Regions from separate parts of the Mus musculus genome. Here region 2 is linked to region 1. Evidence: chromatin contacts called from ENCODE Hi-C or POLR2A ChIA-PET data. All regions are on one chromosome and are shown on one strand. The core of a region is the stretch at or near the end of the contact, and the rest is flanking DNA. Distances in the headings are between cores, read along the strand shown. Region 1 holds the start of Rnf223 (ring finger 223). Region 2 holds the start of Plekhn1 (pleckstrin homology domain containing, family N member 1).

Region 1 (4,411 bases), core at 1,809-4,308:
TGATTGTTGTTCCCTGCTCCCTCCCCCTCCCACTGTGATCCGGTCAGGTTGCCTGAGTGCAGGCTGGGTTGTGGGGATCTGGGGTGGGACACCTTCAAACAGGACAAATTGAATGGTGGAAGACAGAGAAGGGGGTACGTGGAAAAACAATATTTATACAAAATAATTTATTTTAAAATGTGCCATTCATAATGGCCATGGACAGCTGGTGAGTTCCTGCTGTGGCGCTGTGGCATGGGCAAAAGGTGCCCTGCCTTTTCATTCTCACTCTTAGAGAAGCAGCTGCTCGGGGTCCCGGCGACGTCTTAAGGAAGGAAGAATGGCAAACTCCTGCTGTTTTGGCAATTCAGCTGTGTCCAGGGAGGCCAGGCACCCGACCAGCGTCCCTGGCTTCCTTTCCCTATCTGTATGATAGGGTCCCAGGGCAGTTTCTGGAGCCTTTAGAAGCCTGTAGTCCTTAGAGACTTTGAGGACTCTTTTGTTCTCATTGGCACCTAGTCCTGGAGAGTAAGGGACACATACATGTCCTAAATGGGGTTCTGGGGGACCAACTATCTTCAAAAGCTGCTATGTTCTTGACCTCACTGGGTCACCACGGAGCTGTTGGAATAGCTGGCCTGGCCCAAGTGGTGACCCTAGTTGTTGGCTAAGACCCCAAAGGAGAGGGCATCGGTGGTGACAGTGGCGGTGGCGGTGGCTGCAGGTGGTCGGTTAATGCAACGCAGATTTCCAGTTTTGAGTGCACACTGCACAGGCCAGAGTATCACACAAAACAGCACTAGCAACAGCACAGAAACCAGGGCTACGCGACGCCAGTCCCTAAAGCGCGCCCAGCAGCGAGCCAGCCAGCCTGGGTTGGGTGCAGGGTCTTGGACAGGTACAGGTAGGGTGGGCTCAGCTGGTTTGCTCAGGCCTACGTCCACACTTACAAAGCCACCGTCCTCTTGGCCAGAAGTGGTGGGCAAGGGGCGGCAACACAGTTTGGTGCCCTCGAGCCACACAGGCTCCTCTCTCTGTAGGTGTGCTGGCAGCTTGGCCTGTAGCTGACGGCTGGTGCGCAGGGCAGGAGCCCCAGCGACAGGCACGGTTGTGGGCTGTCGGCAGAATGGACAGGGCACAGCTTCTCTGCCAGAGCGGCCTGCAGGCTGGGCAGCTGCCAGCCTAGCCAAGCACTCGAGACAGAAGACGTGAGAGCAGGAAAGCTCTTTGGGTGTCTTGAAGATGTTGTCGTAGCCTGAGAAGCAGATGGAGCATTCCAATGGGGAGGCCACCTTCACTGAGCCAGGAGTACTGGGGGACTTGGGGCTGCCCCCTGAGCCAGGGGACCTGGGCACTGAGGCTGTGGAGCTGTTCTGGCGGTAGGGTGGCATAGCTGCACGCCACACCCGGTGGCCTGATGACATGATTCCCAACTGTGGAGCAGAGGCAGGACATTGTGAACTGGACTTTTTCTGAAAAGCCAGCTTGTCACACCCCCTCTTTTCTTATGTACCATCAAACCCAAATGAAGATTTCAATGAAGGACACCACCCACCTGTGGGTACCTGCAAAAATTCCACCCATGTCCAAACTGTAACTATCCTCTTCCATTCATTACGAGGTCAAGAGTACCCCAGGCGTGGACAGTCCCGACAGATTTCAGGAGTGGAGGCCATGTGCTAAGGGTTGTCAACACTGATGGCTGGACACCTGCTGCCCAATCCCTCCCCATGCTAATAATGAGAGTGGCACACTGCAGCTACCATTTCTGTCTATGCTCTGCAAGGCTGAACTCACGCCATAGAACGATCATCGGAACAGTTCTTCCATTTGGAGAAGACGGCTCCAAGGTGGAGTGACTTAACTAGGTTCTTCCGGATGAGCCAACTGAAAGCTGGGTCCTGACAGGCTCATGAGCCACCTATGGCTCTGTCTCAGGTGGAAGGAGCTTGAACTTGGTCAGGGTATGGGCCCCTGATTTGTATGGAATACATCTGAGCTGCTGGCAGCCTGGTGAGGATTCTGGGGCCTCCGGAAGGGCAGCTGGGCCCTTAAGAGCTCCACAGGGAGGGCCTCAATAGGGGCCCAACAAGCTTTCAAACAGCTGCAGCCTGGAATCTGGGGACAGCTTGTTTAGTAGGGATAAGGACAAGTGCCAGAGGCCAGGGATTAAAAATGCTCTGCAACCAGTGCCCAGAGGACACCTCTGCCCCGTTCTGCTGGTATTAGTTACACCACCGCCCATCAAAGGAGGCGAGATGTAGAAGATCCAGGCCTTCCTTTTTTTTGACAGCTTACCTCACTTCTGAGAGGAATCCTAGAAGCACACTGACCGCTTAGTACTGTTTGCTTATCACCACCACCATCCCCACTCCTAGCCAAGACAATACCTCAGGGGCCACAGGCATTCTGACCACATTAGAATATTTACCAAAAGCCTGGACCTTATAAGCCATGGAGCCCAGCAGCTACAGCAGAGATGACCCATCTCCCTGCCTCACTGGTCAGCCCCAAGTAGGCGAGTGAGTAAAACGGCTTAGAGATTGCTGAACCGTCACTGGGTCTGTGAATCATCTGACATTACTGCGACATCACGAGAGCCCCAGCCTTCTTGCGTGAGACGTCACCGGTCCCTGGAAGCAGCAGTGGTCTTGGCGAGGTCCAACAGAGCCTCGGATCTATCCTCCCCTGACTTGTGCTGCTCCCGGGACTGGCTCCTTGGCACCAGGCCTCCCCTTCCATGAAGCAGCCTCACCCCGAGACTGCAGAGGTGACAGATTTCAGGATTGCCTTACCTGGTAGCTTGGGGTCAGCAGTTCCTGGGCATGGTCCTCTCCACTGGTCACAGCAAACCCTTTGTCTCTAGGCTGACCAGCTTGTTCTCCCTCCTTCAGGTCCGACTCAGCCTCTGCTCCGCCCGGCAGGTGCTCCTCCACGGTGCTCCTCCACGGGCTGGTAGCCGGCAGCCTTCCGGTGGCACCGGTCTGGCCGGCGCACCTCTTCTGTGTGTATGTGGGAGTGGAGGTATGAAGCCCGTGTTCATCCAGGAGGTGGCTGACTGAGACGGGTGTGAATTCTCAGGCCATGAGTTTTGAAGCAGGTTTATTTATTCCCTCCAGGACACGGTGGCTGGGGGTGTGGCCCCGAACATCAGCGATTGGCTCTTCTCTTCCCTGGCAGACTCAGAATGGGTGGGGAGCCAGAGGAAGGGTTAGAGCCAGGACAGGTCTAGGAGCAGGCACAGGTCTCTTGTTTTAGGATTTCAGATTAAGAACAGATACTCAGGTACTCAAAGACCTCTCTTCTGGAAACCAAGTGTGACACCTGACCCCAAAGTGCTCAGCAGGGACGCTTCCCTGAACCTAGCACACTTTCAGAGAGAGCTCAGTTTGCCCTCTTCTGCCCCATCTCTGTGCCCACCACTGTCCTGTTCTTTCTTCTTCCATCTCACCCATATTCTCACAATTGCTTCATGCAAGACTCCCATCTGCTGCTGCTTCAGCACCCTACTGCCTTTTGGGGAACTTCTTGTTCTGAAGTCCAGGAAGTAGGGGTGCGAGGTCAGGGCTAGGCAGGCTCGGGCCACAGCCTAGATGTTAGGGTCAGATAAGAATATTAGGGACCTGGCTAGTCACAATAGGTTGTGGGTACCATCTCTACTATACCTCAGAAAGGAAGCCCCTAGTCTTCACCTATGCTTGAAAAGATGGGGTCTCAAGAAGCTTTGATGAGGTGACATAGAAGAAAATGTTAAGTCTAAAGGGCTGGTAGCAGCTAAGGTTGGGGCAGGGAGAGCCACACTGGAATGGGATGGACTGGGGAGTGTGAACAGTATAGCACAGGCAGCCCCTGATCTACTCCAGGCTCATCGAGCTGAGATATCCTTGTTGACCAGACTCAAGAGCCCCAGTGCACTTTTCCCCACTCACTTTGGTTAGTCCAGGATCTTTCCTACCTCTAAGGTTTCGTTGTTTTCTGGCACAGAGAACTGCAGGGCCCTGAGATGGGAGCTCACACACAGGCCTGTGGGGAGGGCATGTTGCTAGGACCGTATCATTGTGGGAGGTTTGCCTTAAGTACCCAACTACCTATAGGTACCCAACCACCCAATGGTCTAAATCTCTGGAAATTGCCACAAATTTGCTCCTAGATATCTTTATCCTCAAGGCCAGCTTTCAGGAGAGCTAAGATATGGGTGATTATAGGAACCTGTAGACAATGTCCTATCAGAAGAGGGGACCTAAGCTCTGGTAGAGGGTCCCCTGCCTAATTCCATAAGTGTGAGGAACCTAATTCCATGAGTACTAAGAACCAAAAATGGGGCTCAGGGAAGTAATGGATTGAGGGAGAATGGGGGCCCAGAGGGAAGATGGGTAGGTACCTAAGGATCTAAGGAGGGAGATGGAGTCTTTTGGTGGTGGTGGTGGGGTAT
Region 2 (3,974 bases), core at 757-3,256, 98 kb before region 1:
TGAATATCCGCAGGTGTATAAGGCCAGGGGCGGGTGGTGAGTGGTTCTGCCACTACATCTGGTTTATTCCAGGAGTGTAGCCCCAGGGGTTGTGCACACAGCACCTCAACAGTACGGCAGGTCCTTGGGTTCCCCCCGGGCATAGGGGGCTCCTTTCGTTGCCCTGTCCCTATGGTTACTCCCTCTGTGCCCCACTCATTTGGCCTGTCTCTTGGCTTGCCCCTTGGGCTTACTCTTGCCTATCCAACTCCCCAGGAGCACACATGACCTGGTGGCCATGGACGGCTGGCTCTACGCCGTGGGGGGCAATGACGGCAGCTCCAGCCTCAACTCCATAGAGAAGTACAACCCGAGGACCAACAAGTGGGTGGCGGCATCCTGCATGTTCACAAGACGCAGCAGTGTGGGCGTGGCGGTGCTGGAGCTGCTCAACTTCCCACCACCTTCCTCACCCACGCTGTCTGTGTCCTCTACCAGCCTCTGACACGCGCCAGACTGCACAGAGGCCCTGCAGCCCCCCACATGCCTTAAACCCTACGGGGTGGCCCTACCGACTCTGTCTTCTCTACCAAGTGTTAGGGCAGATCACGTAGCCCACCAGAGATTTCCTGTCCTTCGGTCTTGGTCTCGGTGTTCATTTGTCCTCGTTCATTTATGTGTGCGCTGTTTGTCTACTCACGTATTTATTGACTCACTATTTACTGATGGATGAGAAGTGCTGCAGCTACAGGTTCACACATTTACTCTCGATTGTCAGCTCTCCTGCATTGAGGGGACCAAGGACCCCTTCGGAGTGTTCTCTTGCCTGTCTCCCTCTGTGGGACAATAGAGAATGCTGGGTAGACACTCACTGAAGGAGGATGAGCAACACAGCTGGGCCTTGCAAGCAGGAAGGGGCAGAGCAACTGTGGCAACAGGAGCAGCGGCAAGGGCTTTCTAAGAAGATGATGCAGACCCCTAGCCAGCGCTTTGCACACAGCACTTATCTGTCTCTGCCAGGCACTATCCCTGAAGGACACAAAGCAGCCTTATTTCCTATGTCCCGTGTACACAGTGTGATGTCTTTTCTGGGTCTTCTATGGAGCTGGGCACACAACATGCACTTAGATCCTACACAGCAATATGAGCCAACTTGAACAATAAACATGTTTCTTGGGCTCCATGGGCCTGAGGCTGAATGTCCATCTTTGGCCCCCTTTGTACCTTCTGCTGTGGCTCTACAGCACATCTTTGGCTCCTCTCTGGACAACAGAGTGAAGGTCTACAGGCAAGTGTGCAGCCAGACTCAAACGCTACCTTAACGTCTGGGGCTGCAAAATGGCACTTCTGCATTCAAGTGGAACAGAGACTGGCTGTCATCCTAGTCTTGAGGCTCCTGGGATCTGGGAGTGTGGGGCCAATGAGGAAGATAGCCTTAGGAACCCGAGAGGCACGTGGCCTCTTTCTTGCATTTGATTAAACTTTGGGGACCCTGACTTCATTCTGGATAAGGGTTGGCCCAGAATGAAGAGAAGCTGGGGGAGGGTTCAGGTCTCTCTCCCTTTATATGAAATTGCACCTCTTGAGCAGCTGAGAGTGAGCAACACACCCCCGACAGTCACCAGTGACTCAGACAGCTGGGACTCGTGTGGAAACAGGATGTGTGCACCCTGGCAGGGGAGGGGCAACTGGAGAATCCCTGCCTCCATAGAACTCCAACGTCTAGGCTCCTCCAGTCTGAATACAAGTGTGCGGGTGTATACAGAGCAGGCCCTTCTGGCCAGGTCTATGCAGGGTGCTGAGATGGGGGCTCCTGGTCCAATCAGGAGATACCTATTCTACCCCAAGGCTCATTGCCTTGGGCCTAGGAAACCTGGGCCCTCACTGGAAGGTTTCCCTCAAAAGGGGCCAATCCGGGCCCAGAGAGGAGCCTCCCCAGGTAGGGGCAGGGCGTCCTGTGGCCACGCCCACCAGCGGGAGGCGTTAACAGAGGAACCAAGAACCCAGACCTGTGGACCTGCCCAGCACAAGCTAGCAGCTGCCATCCATGGGGAACAGCCACTGCGTCCCTCAGGCCCCCAGGAGGCTACGGGCCTCCTTTTCCAGAAAGCCCTCGCTCAAGGGAAACAGGTGAGGGGTGTGGCCTGGCCACAAGGGAACAGGGTCTCCCTGGACCTGCTGCCTGGACCAGGCCTTGAGCCTTCGGTTTCCCTTGTTCCCAGAGAAGACAGCGCCAGGAAGCTGGCTGGCTTGTTTGGCACCGAGGCTAGGCCTGATGGGGACACCGCGGCTAACAGGATCTTCCACTACATCCCTGGGACGGTGAGCGGAGGGGCGTGTCCGGCTGGAGTGGTTGGCTCGGGGCCTGGAGTCTGAGTACAGCTTTGTGCTTCTCCCTGTGTGCTTGTGTGTGCCACAGTGTGAGTGATCATGGGGGCATCACAGCTTCCAGCAGCTTGGGGTGATCCCTGGTCTGCTTGGAGGGATTCAAATCCAAAGCAAGATGAGGAAGTTGGCTCCTCCCTGGGAGCTCGCTCAAGAGTCTAGGCTGAGAGTGAAACCAAGACCAGCACTGAGTGAGTGCTGAGCAGGCAGAGCCAGCCCAGTCTGCGATATATCCAAAGGGACAGTGGCCCCGCCCTCAACCTCCACCGCCCCAGCCTGGGTCTTGCGGGCCGAACACCTGTGTGGAAGCTTCTGGTAAATAGCATAGTGCGGGCCTCAGTCCCCCAGGGTCACTGTGGAGCCCACAGCTGCCATGTTGCCATCTAGGCGGGCACCCATCCCCATAGAGCAAGAAGCCAGCTAACCCTCCTGAGATCAGAAGGCTAAACATTCTGTGGGTTTAATGACTCGCCGAGGAAAAACACACCTTTCCCCTCCCCTTTTCCCAAGTCTATGGCAATACTTGAGAGGAGCCAGGGCTGCAGGTCTGACAGGAACACGTCCTACTCTGCTGTTCGTGGAGGACCACACCCACCCCAGTGGGCTGGGATCTGCTATATATGTGCAGCTTCTACCAGGGTTGGGGCAAGGCTCCTGGATTCTTGGGTGCTGCAGCTGGTGCAAACTCCCAAGGTATACCTTTCTCACAGGATCCTAGGAAAACTGGGAAACCAGCCCCTCCTGGTCTCTGGGGCCCCAGGGATTTCTACAGACGGGTGTCACCTTTAGAAACCTTACTGCCTCAAAGAAATAAAGAGGGAAATGGGGCCTGGCGTGACCAAGGGTGGCATCCCCTCCCTGTGGGCACATCTCAGACCCTGACTCCCTCCAGTCAGGCCCAGGAAATAATTCTAGGAAGGAGTCCCAAAGTTCCAGAGTAGTTGAGCCTAGTCAGGTCACAATAACTGGAAAGTGTGACCCTCAGGAAATGGGATCAGGAAAAGGGGCCCTAGCCAGGCAGAGAACCAGTCCTGAGCACCGTACATGGACTATGGACTCTAGGTAGATTTTGCATCTAAACAAGAACTAGCCCTGCCACAATCTTAAGCTGAGCCCTCAGCTGTCTGAGCACCAGGACCAGCGTCATAGCCTTTCCTATTCATGGCCTATTTTTCAGTGCCATCCAGCATGCGTTTCAACACTGGGTGTACGTACAGGAGGCCCCACCCAGAGTCAGTGAGGATATGAGCTGCTTTTGTCTGTTCACATTCCCAGGGCCTGCACTAGAGGTAGTTCAACTTGATCCGTGTATAGTAGCCCATGCAGGTAGTCCTTGACAGCTTCCAAAGGCAACATAGCACCCGTCCCAAGCCTGTGGCTCGCAACTTAGTCCATTTCTGATCTCTAAAATGATATAGAGGATTCTTCAAAGACTGTCTAAAAGTTGTGCAGATGTTGGACCTACCTCTTTCCCATCCTCCCAGAACATCCCAGGGTCATGTTCTAGACTGTGTGGAGTCAGCAAGGAGCAAAACAGAATAAGACTTCTGTTGTCACCTTCTTCCATTACTATGTCAAAGATAGTCAAGACAAAACAAGAGAAGCCAGTC

What was found. Hi-C counts contacts between places; a loop is a spot of excess contacts on that map. ChIA-PET counts read pairs that join two places held with the same protein, here RNA polymerase II (POLR2A).
Region 2: a loop to region 1 is called in a map of T-helper 2 cell, with 2.1 times the contacts of the local background. The contact joins the promoter of Plekhn1 here to the promoter of Rnf223 in region 1. A Hi-C loop is called at or near these places in 6 of 37 maps with a recorded cell type or tissue (T-helper 2 cell, heart and mouse embryonic stem cell). POLR2A ChIA-PET finds 5 or more read pairs at or near these places in 3 of 5 experiments (Patski and embryonic stem cell).

Annotation. Positions count from the first base shown.
Region 1 is chr4:156,129,162-156,133,572 of GRCm38, reverse strand. It overlaps Rnf223 (ring finger 223), which reads right to left and starts at 3,058. Exons shown (of 2, transcript NM_001220499.3): 1 at 2,775-3,058; 2 at 156-1,412. The coding sequence starts at 1,403. The coding sequence ends at 636.
Region 2 is chr4:156,226,544-156,230,517 of GRCm38, reverse strand. It overlaps Plekhn1 (pleckstrin homology domain containing, family N member 1), which reads left to right and starts at 2,006. Exons shown (of 16, transcript NM_001368639.1): 1 at 2,006-2,109; 2 at 2,202-2,301. The coding sequence starts at 2,027. It overlaps Klhl17 (kelch-like 17), which reads left to right. Exons shown (of 12, transcript NM_198305.2): 11 at 1-13; 12 at 256-1,474. The coding sequence ends at 484. Mir7658 (microRNA 7658) reads left to right here and starts at 403; the gene lies at 403-459.